Regions from separate parts of the Homo sapiens genome. Here region 1 is linked to region 2. A link is an interaction called in ENCODE POLR2A ChIA-PET data of the cell type or tissue named here. Cell type or tissue: MCF 10A. All regions are shown on one strand. Each heading gives the region's core, and the rest is flanking DNA. Links, peaks and the distances in the headings are about the cores only. Region 1 has its middle 5.8 kb from the start of RNF145. Region 2 overlaps EBF1 (EBF transcription factor 1).

The links. Peaks named below come from ENCODE experiments on the same cell type or tissue, not always from the same donor. Only the 100,000 strongest peaks of a DNase experiment are listed, where the experiment ranks them.
Region 1: POLR2A ChIA-PET joins it to region 2 with 6 read pairs; 2 of 35 experiments call an interaction of 5 or more read pairs at or near these places.

Annotation. Positions count from the first base shown.
Region 1 is chr5:159,212,689-159,218,076 of GRCh38, reverse strand. No RefSeq gene overlaps it. Among named protein-coding and RNA genes, the nearest start is that of RNF145, 5.8 kb to the right of the region's middle. In MCF 10A, for the core only: no CTCF peak of the experiment used is centred there; no DNase peak of the experiment used is centred there.
Region 2 is chr5:158,999,213-159,004,600 of GRCh38, reverse strand. The region is part of intron 6 of EBF1 (EBF transcription factor 1); the gene reads left to right. Among named protein-coding and RNA genes, the nearest start is that of EBF1, 98 kb to the left of the region's middle. In MCF 10A, for the core only: no CTCF peak of the experiment used is centred there; DNase peaks (open chromatin) are centred at 750, 1,380 and 3,160.

The sequences.
Region 1 (5,388 bases), core at 55-5,054, 210 kb before region 2:
TACTGGTATCTTAACTGGTAGAAGCTAGCTGGCTTTTTATAACTGATCAACTATTGTGAGAAGCTGTTGACTCTCCATGGGTTGTTTGAAGATTTTTTTTTCTTTTTTTGAGACTGGGTCTGGCTTTTTTGTGCAGGCTGGAATGCAGTGGCGTGATCTCGGCTCACTGCAACCTCCGCCTCCTGGGCTGAAGCCATCGTCCCACCTCAGACTCCTGAATAGTTGGGAGGGACTACAGGTGCATGCCACCATGTCTGGCTAATATTTTTATTTTTTTTTAGTAGAGATGGGTTTTCGCCATGTTGGTCAGGCTGGTCTCAAACTCCTGACCTCAGGTGATCCACCCACCTTGGCCTCCCAAAGTACTGGGATTACAGGCGTGAGCCACCATGCCCGGCCACGCCCAGCTAATTTTTGTATTTTCAGTAGACACAGGGTTTCACCATGGTGGTCAGGCTGGTCTTGAACTCCTGACCTCAGGTGATCCACCCACCTTGGCCTCCCAAAGTGCTGGGATTATAGGTGTGAGTCAGCACCCGTTCAGCTGACTCCTATGCATTTTTCAACACTCAGAATATCTCTCCCCATCCCCTCAAGAACCCACAAATGGGCTAATCCCACCCACTTCACACTATTTGCATTTTCATGGTAACATTTTCTCACCTCTATCACAACTAACCCACACCACTTTGTATATCTGTGATAACCAACCCACATCATTTATGTGTCTGCCCCCACTCTAAGACATTGGAAGGTCTTGGGGTCAGAGACTCTTGAGATTTACTGTTACATCCTCAAAGCCTAACATACAATAAAATGCAAATTTCCGGCCTGTGGGGTGGCTCACACCTGTAATCCCAGCACTTTGGGAGGCTGAGATGGGGGGATTACTTGAGGTCAGGAGTTTGAGACCAGCCTGGATAACATGGTGAAACCCCATCTCTACTAAAAATACAAAAATTAGCTGGACATGGCAGTGGGCAACTATAATCCCAGCTACTTGGGAGGCTGAGGCAGGAGAATCGCTTGAACCTGGGAGGCAGAGGTTATGGTGAGCCAAGACTGTGCCACTGAGCTCCAGCCTGGATGAAAGAGGGAGACTCCTCTTCAAAAAAAAAAAAAAAAAAAAGTAAATTACCATTAGCAATCGCATAAAAAAATACCAGGCATGGAGGAATTAATGTAACAAGAGATATGTAAAATATCTACGTGGAAACTAAAAACCTCAGCACGATCTTGGGAAACTCAACAAGCTGATTCCAAAATTGATAAGGAAATGCAAAGAACCAAGATCCTCCCGAAAACAAAACAAAACAAAGAAAACCAAGTGGGAAGATGTGCTTTACCACATATCAGCTTCTTAGAGTCACTGGAGCAGTCTGGTGTCAGCACAAGGATAAACAAAGAAACCAGTGGGATAGAATAGAAAGTTCAGAAACAGATCTATTCAGATATGCACACTCAATTTATGACAGAGATGGTGCTGTGGAGCACAGAAAAAACAGGTTTAAAACAAGCATTACAAATAAAAAATATTAAATTTAAACTAAAAATTTACCTTCCTCAAAAGACATCATTTTGAGACTAAAAAGGGAAGCTACATAACAGAACATTTTGCTTGACACATAATTGACAAAGGACTTGCATTCATAATATGCAAAGAATTACAAAAGAAAACAATAAGCAAAGGACAACGTAAGGGAAAACTGGGGAAAAGACTTGAGCAATTCATCAAAAAGGAAATCTAAAAAGGCCCCCAAAATACGAAAAAGTACTCAACCTTATTGGCAATTAGGGAAATGCAAGTTAAAAACCCCACTAGAATGGTTAAAATTAAAAGTCTGACAATACCAATCATAGGCTGGGAGACAGGGCAACAGGACCCAGATTGCTATTAGGCAAGTAAGGTGCTGCAATCACCTTGAAAAACAGTTTGGAGTTACCTAAGAAAGTTGAAGATACGTAGCCCTGTGGCCCAGCAATTCAAGGGAAATATGTACAGGTGGTGACCAGGAAGGCAAGTGCAAAAATGTTGACAGCAGCATGATTCACCATACCTATGGCTCCAAAATGAAACTTTAATGTTCATAAATTCAATGTTCATAAGTACTAGGATGATTAAATCATATTCTATTCATAGGACAATTCTATACTGCAATGAAAATGAAATAACTGTAGCCTCACGAGAACGTAATTGAATCTCACAATGTTAAGGAGAAAAAGCTAGTCACAAAAGAATATCTAGGCTGGGCATGGTGGCTCATGCCTGTAATCCCAGCACTTTGGGAGGCTGAGGTGGATGGGTCATTTGAGGCCAGGGGTCCAAGGCCACCAAAATGGTGAAACCCTGTCTCTACTAAAAATACAAAAACTAGCTGGGCATGGTGGTGCATGCCTGTAATCCCAGCTACTCAGGAAGCTGAGGCAGAAGAATCGTGTGAACCCAGTAGGCAGAGGTTGCAGTGAGCCGAGATTGTGCCACTGCACTCAAGCCTGGGTGACAGAGAGAGGCTCTATCTCAAAAAAGAAAAAAAAAAGGAAAAAAAAATCTAATACTTGATTATTTTATGCAATTTATATAGCATTCAAGAACAGGCAGAACTAGACTACAGTTTTCAGGAATTCATAGTTAGGTGGTCAAAGAAAGAAAAGAAAGTGACTACATTAAAGTCAGGAAAATGATTACCTTTGGGGCTAGTGAGACAGCTGTGAATGAAAGGGCATGTGAGGGTCTTCTGGGATGTGGACAAGCTTATATTTCTGGATAGTGGTTAAATGGTTGTATTTCATAATAGTATGTGGAGCTGTACAATTGTGTTTTTATGTACTTAACATTATTATTATTAGTTACCTCCTTATGTTCATAGCAGCATATTATACTCAGGGATGGGTGACAAGCAAATTATAAGGATTGAATGCCTTGGGACTCTTAACTGTAAATAATCAAAAACACAACCCAAACTGGCTTAAGCCAAAAAAGGTAATCTATTGGGTAATATAAATTAAAGAGTGAGGAGGTCAGCATGCTGGCTTCAGATAAGGCTTAGAGCTCTTACACTGTGACCAGGTCCTGGTTTCTTTTTTGTCTCAGGTTCTCTTTCTTCTGTTGGCTAAATCTTCAGTTGGTTCTTTCCTTTTGTATCCCAGATAGCTGCCAGTAAATTCCTGGGATTACAGGTTTCCTTTTTTAGGTCTAGCAGAAAAGAGAAACTTTGCTCTTCCCATAGCTCAGTCAAAACCTCTGATGTTTAGTCCTACCTCTGATTGGCCCAATGTGGCTCACGGGTCCTTCCCTGGACTAAGCACTAAGGGAGAAAGGATAAACTGGTGGAGCCCATTCCTGGTCAATGGCCAACAGACCACCTGTTTATTCAAGGTTCAAGTTGGTATTAGAAAGAAGAAGAGGAGAAGAATAGCGAGGAGGTAGCTAACAAATGTCTATGACAATCAATGTCCATTTTATTTAGTTGAATATCATCACACATAAACAACAACACACAGTTTTGCACTACTCCCTACCTCAGGCTTAATCAGAACCAAGGCAAAGAAAGTAGCTGGATAGAACAGAGGTGCCAGTTGAGCTAAAATCTGAAAACAACAGCAAAAATATAATTTGTTTCTGCTGATGTTAGTGATTCTAAACAGTCACAGGTGCTCAGATTGATGAAAAGCAAAGCTGGCTTGTCAGATTGGATCTTCTTTAGAGATATTTTGAGGTGAACTGAGAAAAATCTGAGTATTGACTGGGCAGTAGAGGATGTAGAGAACTATACTCCATTTTCTTAGGTGCGGTAACGGTAATTGGTAAAATTTTTAGAAGCAGCAGCTTGGAGTATTCAGGAGTGAAGTGTGTTGATGTCTGTAGCTCTCTAAAATAGCTTAGCAAAAGACACACACACATAGATAAAGCAAACATGCAAAAATTACCAATTGTTGAATCTAGATGGTATGCATATGGGTGATCACTAGAATATTCTTTTAATTCTATATGTTTGAAACTCTTAAAATGTGGGGAAATAAAAAATGTTTTCAGAAAAATCTGAAAATTCCAGACAAACAAAAAAGCTGACTTATTTCTATGCTTTCTCTTCTTATAGTCTCAGGTATTAGTTCCATACCAGGGAGAAAGAAATACATTTATTTTGGTGTTAAAACAATATAAGTTCTATTGCTGTTTTCAGTTATCCACGAAAAGTGTTTATTCAGCACCAGCTATGCGTATGAATCACTTAGTGTTAATATAAAGTTACAATTTCATCTTTATCTCCCTATTAGAGAATAAAAGTTGACAATCAAATACTACAGACAGAAGGAAGGGAACTAGGCCAGGTGCTGTGGCTCATGCCTGTAATCCCAGCACTTTGGGAGGCCGAGGCATGTGGATCACTTGAGCCCAGACCAGCCTGGGCAACATGGCAATATCTTGTCTCAACACAAAAATTAGCTGGTGTGGTGGCGTATGCCTGTAGTCCTAGCTGCTCAGGAGGCTGAGGTGGGAGGACTGCTTGACCCTGTCTCGAGGAAAAAAAAAAAAAAAGAAGGAGGGGGAACTATTGAGGACTTTGTACCAAGAATATTAGCACACATCACTTCATTTATTTTTCACAACAACCCCGCAAAGTAGATATTATCACTATCCCTATTTTACAGACAATAAATGGAGGTGTTCTTAAGTTACGTACACTTGGCACAGGGTCCCATAGCTAGCAGATAGGAAGCATCTGAATAGAAGAGTAAATCTCTCATATACTGCTGGTGGGAATGTAAAATGATGCAGCCACTTTGGAAGACTATCTGGCAGTTCCTCAAAAAGTGAAACCATAGAGTTACTATATGACCCAGTAATTCTACCAAGACAAATGAAAATGTGTCCACACAACAACTTGTACATGAATGTTCATAACAGCACTATTCATAAATGCCAAAAAGTGGAAATAACTCAAGTGTCCATCAACTGATGAATGAATAAGCAAAACACGGTATATCTATCTACACAATGGAATTTTATCTGGCAAGAAAAGAAAATTAAGTACCAATACATGCTACACATGCATGGACCTCAAAAATGTTAAGTAAAGTAAGCCAGACACAAAATGCTACATATTGTATGATTCTCTTTATATGACAAGTCCAGAACATGCAAATCTGACAGAAAGATTAGTGACTGCAGAACAATTAATGATTGCTGAGGGCTGGGACGAGAAGGTAAGCAACTGCTAATGGATATGGGTTTTTTTTTCCCCGGCGGGAGGTTATGATGAAATGTTCTGAAATTGATTGTGGTGATGGTTACACAACTCTGAGGATATACTAAAAACCACTGAGTTGTACACTTTAAAACAGGTGGATTATATGTCAATTAAGCTGTATATATATATATATATATAT
Region 2 (5,388 bases), core at 97-5,096:
CTACTCAGTGACTCTGAAAGACTTTGATTATCTACCTACCTACCTACCTACCTACCTACCTACCTACTACCTCTCTGTCTTTTTGGTTTGCTACTTTATAGCAAAATGATAGTGTTCTGGAAAGACCCGAATTCTGGTCCCAGGTCCTGTAAGTCAGAGCTGTTGAACCTTAAGATAGTCCTGTAGCCTCCCTGGACTTTGTTTTTCTTATCTGTAAAAGGAACATAATAGTATGTGCTTTGCTGACTTAATATAGTCAGAGTGAGGAGGAAATGAGACCTCAAATTTGATATCACTGAGAAGCAGTTTTTTTTTTTTTTTTTGGAGATGGAGTCTCGCTCTTGTCACCCAGGCGGGAGAGCAGTGGTGTGATCTTGGATCACTGCAACCTCTGCCTTTGGGTTCAAGTGATTCTCCTGCCTCAGCCTCCTAAGTAGCTGGGATTACAGGCACCTGCCACCATGCCTGGCTAATTTTTGTATTTTTAGTAGAGACGGGGTTTCACCATGTTGCCCAGGCTGGTCTCAAACTTCCAACTTCAAGTGATCCGCCCACCTTGGCCTCCCAATGTGCTGGGATTTCAGCTGTGAGGCACTGTGCCCAGCCCACTGAGAAGCATTTTAAAGCCAAATGATGATTGCCATTTTCCTTGATAGAAATTCTCCCAACATTTTAGTGTCTCACAGTTCTGGCTTTGCAGTCAGGCAGGGCTGGGTGAGAACCCTGACTACACCACTTACTCATCCATGATCTCAAAGGAGCCACTTGTGTAATCTTAGCTCCATCTTCCTCATCTTTAGAACGGGAGCAGTGATAGATCACACCTACTAGAGCTGAAGTGTGGATTGAGCCAGGTGAGATTCATGAAGTTTGAGCACATGGCTTGTGGGCATGTGCTCAGTCCTCAATGAATGTAAGCTGTTGTCACGCTTTGAGTCCCTCTGCCTATATTGCTAAGAATTAGAACATTCTGAAAACAGATCCGTGCATATGTGCTCTAAGAATGCACAATACACAGGCAAGCTGTCATTTTAAGAGGAAATCATCCAAGGTCTTCTGGTTAGTCCTCAATAATCACCTTCTATTACAATCAGATTAAATCTTCAAGTGGTGGCAGAATGCCAGTTTTTTTTTTTTTTTCCTGCAGTTGTGTTTCCTGTGCCTTCTAGTGGTATTCAAAATACTTCACAATTCAACTCAAGAAATTTAGCACATCTTCAGAATAAATTATTATTGTCATTAGCACATTACCACCCAAGAAAATCTGTACAGGAACAGAATGCCCAGAGTGAGACACTGCATGTTCATCAGCTTGTGGGTGCCATATGTATGGGGATGTTTTTGTTTCGGCTGTTGCTTTTTGTACACCAAAGCTAAAAGCAAGACACACCCAGTGATGTTTGTTGATCTTGTGACTAACAGAGTTAGCAAAGAGCCAATTAAAGCAGTTCAAACAGACAGAAAGATAAAGATGCCAGTGCAGAGAAAAGTCACAGCAGCAATAACCCTTGATAAAAGGGCAAATGGAACCAAGATCTTACCTTTCTTGAGCTTATATATATAAATGTATCTGGCAGTAGAAGCATCCCAAACTTGCATCATGAGTAAAGAGTGATCGAAAGGAAAATCTGTTTTGATTATTTTCACAAAACTTCCTTTTGATGTGCACCGATTTTAATCAACTTTCCTACACAGCTGCAAATTAGTCCTCTAGCTCTCCATCCACTCTATTGCTTTCTTTCCTTATGATTCTTGTTACATTTTAGTTTAGCACATGACAGATCCTTTTTACTTTACAGATTTCCAAAGGTGATAATTTCTTACATTTTACATGACTATGTATACTAAAGATGAAGTACTGCTTTCAAGTACAATTTTAGGTGCCTATATGGCTTCATCCTTTGAATAGCACTCCTTCCTCCTTTTCTATATATATAAAAACTATGTCAGCCTTGAACTCAAACTAAAATTTCTTCCATTAAAGGGTATGTTCATTATTTACTGTAAGATGAATGCCCTATGGATTTTTAAACATAAGCCTGGAAAATAGGAAATAATTCACTCTGGCTTGAAAAGGGTGGAGATTTCTTTGTTTCTTTTTATATTTATTCAGGAAAAGCTGACAATCGTCTCACATTAATGAACTACACCATCAATCACTGTGTTGACAATGAGCGGAAAAGCGAGGTATATGTCAGGCTAACGGCATATTGCCTTTTTCAGTGAGGGCATGGCTGTTTATAGCACTTTCATTGGCAAAATACTTTTGCACTGGAATAGGAATAGAAAGGAGAATTAGAAAGGCAGCCAGTGGAAAGAGCTTTATGTTTTCAAATTATGGAAAAAGTAATAGGGGAAAATTGAGAAATGATTATTTTTGTACTTTGTGTACCTATCCCACAGGACTTGAAGAGTAAATGGAAAATGAAAAAAAAAAAAAAAAGGCTTGGGGGAGGGTGGTTTCTTTTATTTCTCACCTTATTCTACTGGGCTGTTGTCTTTCCCTAAGATCATGGCAAAAAGTTTCAGAGATTATGTACAACAACTGTATTGGAACCCTGCAACCATTACAAAATTGAATTAGAAGTAATTGGTTTTATGCTACTCTGAGCACCCACCATAGCTTAAACACATACACACATGCGTGCACGCAGGCACACACACACACAAACACACACACACGGGTGATAATGAAAAATACTTTGGTGGCCTCAGGAAATGATAGAATTTTCTCCCATGTTTAGCTCCCACTCTCCTGAGGAACAGGTTGGTAAGGAGATTAACTAAGCCCTGGTGAAATCACTGTATCAAACAATATTGTGGTGAACTGTGACTCAGGCTTAACAGCTATGTGGTCCTATAGCCCCTGAGAGGAGGAACCTTCATCTGTTTTGGGGAGGGCACTTTATCCTCTCCTTAAAAATCTAAACAACTTTAGTGTCAACTTAATAAGTTGGCCAAAAAGGACAAGATGAAGGTAATATCAGAAGCTAGCAATTATTAGAGGGGGTTAGTATGTGTTAAGGACTCATAACAGCCTTGTGAGGTGGGGGAATATCGTTTCTTTTACAGATAAGCAAACTGAGGCTCAGAGGGATGAAATGATTTGCACCAGGGGTCACACAGTCAGTGAATGGTTGAGTCATAATTTGTGGATCTTTCTTAACTACAGATTCCAGTCTCTTCAATGCTAGACCAGTGATTTTGAAATCTTTTGGCCTCAGACTCCTTTACACTTTTAAAAATTGTTGAAGATTTAAAGAAATTTTGTGGATGTGGCTTATGTCTATCCATATTTACTGTCTTATAAATTAAAATGAGAAATTAAAAAAAATTTCTTTCTTACTCATTTAAAAATAACAATAGCAACCCCATCACATGTTAACATAAACACAGTTTATAATGATAAAATAACTCCATGTTCTGAAACAAAAACATTTAGTTAGAAGAATGGCATGGTTTTACATTTTTACATTGTCTGACTTTTAATAGAATACAGTATTCTCATATTTGCTTCTACATTCTGTTCCTGGATGTCATTTTGATTAAAGTATATGAAGGAAACCCAGCTTCATAAATATATATAGTTGGAAAAAAAGAGGAGTATTTTAATTGTTATTTTTCAGATAGCTGTGACTATTCTTCTTTGATACCACACCAAAACTTAACAAGTTTCTCAAAAGTTAGTTGTGTGATACCTGAAACAATATCAATGAATTTTTTAACTCCTTACATTAAAATACATTGGTATATCTTTCACTATGAATAGGTCTTTTACCCATCATCATTTTGTAACATCACTCATTGGTCATTTGAAAAATATTGGTTCACTGAGTTATGTTCATTGAGTTATGTGACATACTTTGTTAGACAATATCAACGATTTATGTTCATTAATATCACCATTGATCTCATCAGAAAAGGTATTGGAGAGCTGCCAATCTCATAGTTGTGGACCCAGGTTTTCCAAAATTCTAATTTTTACTTGAAAGGTGAATTTTATTATTGGCAACACCTGCTGTCAATAGTTTTCTTTGAAGTGACAGTCTTACTTTTTGAGAAAATGTTTGCAATACACAAGTTTGAAAAGCCATAGTTTGTCAGTTGTATTTTCAAGTAAAAATGCTGTTCTATGGAAAAATCAAAACAAAACAGAAAATAACTACTTCAGCTTGCAACTCAGACAGTTGCACAAATGCTTTATCTGGACATGACCATTGTACTTTTTGGTATGCAGTGAAAAGCTTTATCTGTATTACTCATTTTATCATTTTATCTCAAAGAATACTACGAAGATGTAAGGAGGGTCAAGATTTAATAAAATTTAATATTTAAAAAAGTTTAATAAAATTAGTAGTTTTATTACTTCAACAACATTCTTAAATGAAGTGGCTTTGATGCTTTGTGTTTGTGTGTGTGTGTGTCTGTACTGCAAGTGTGTGATGGAGAAGAATACAATGATTAGTGAGTACGGTTTGGCATGATTGCCATGATTTTCACAAGGCATGAATTGCTTCATCTATCATTGCTTTTGCACCTTCAGCACAAATGTCAGGTCAGTAGTATTATAAGGAAAATAGTTTTCACCCCATGGCCCATAAAAGAGACTCAGAGACATTCAGATTTCTGCAGGAGCACATTTGAGAACTGCTGCTCCACACAATACTGTCTCTCAAAAATGCCAGTGATGGATGTATCAACAGCTTTCTGTAGCAAAACAGCAGAAAAAGTGAACAGTAGGAAAAGAGTTGGATACCATTATTCTTACAATAAAGTTTTAATGCTTATTTTTCTATATGTATGTCTGTCTGTAATGGTGGATAGAGGCTTCGTTAAAATGTCAGTAGGTTTTTATTTCTTATTGAATCTTTGTGCTTCATTTCAAAGAAGAAAGAAAAAAATACACTACGGATCAGTGGATAGCATAATTTTGAGACCATCAGCAACTGCTGAACTTAGTTTTCATTTTTACCATGTCAACATTGGAACACACTGATCAGTTCTCTGTTTATAATCCTGAAAACTTGCCACTTGGAATAGATTTAAAATATTTGTGTATAGTTACAGCATTTTAAGAGGCAAAACCCACCAATTTCTCACAAATGCTTGGAAAGCTTTCTGTTCTCTAACTGAAAACATCTCATGTTCCCGCTTAGCCAAGAGAGAGAAAAAGATTTGAAGACAGATCCTTTAACTGGATGTAAGGAGTTCTCTAAAAGACTTAACAACTTATTCGAAAGTAGTTTGTCTTAAAGAAGAAACCTGTCTTGGTTGAAGTGAAGAAAATTTGGGATTTTTATGGAAACTAATTATAAGTACTAATGCTTTTGAAGTTATGTCTCCGTTGCTTGGAACAACTATTGGTCACATTTTCTGTTTTTGGGGCAT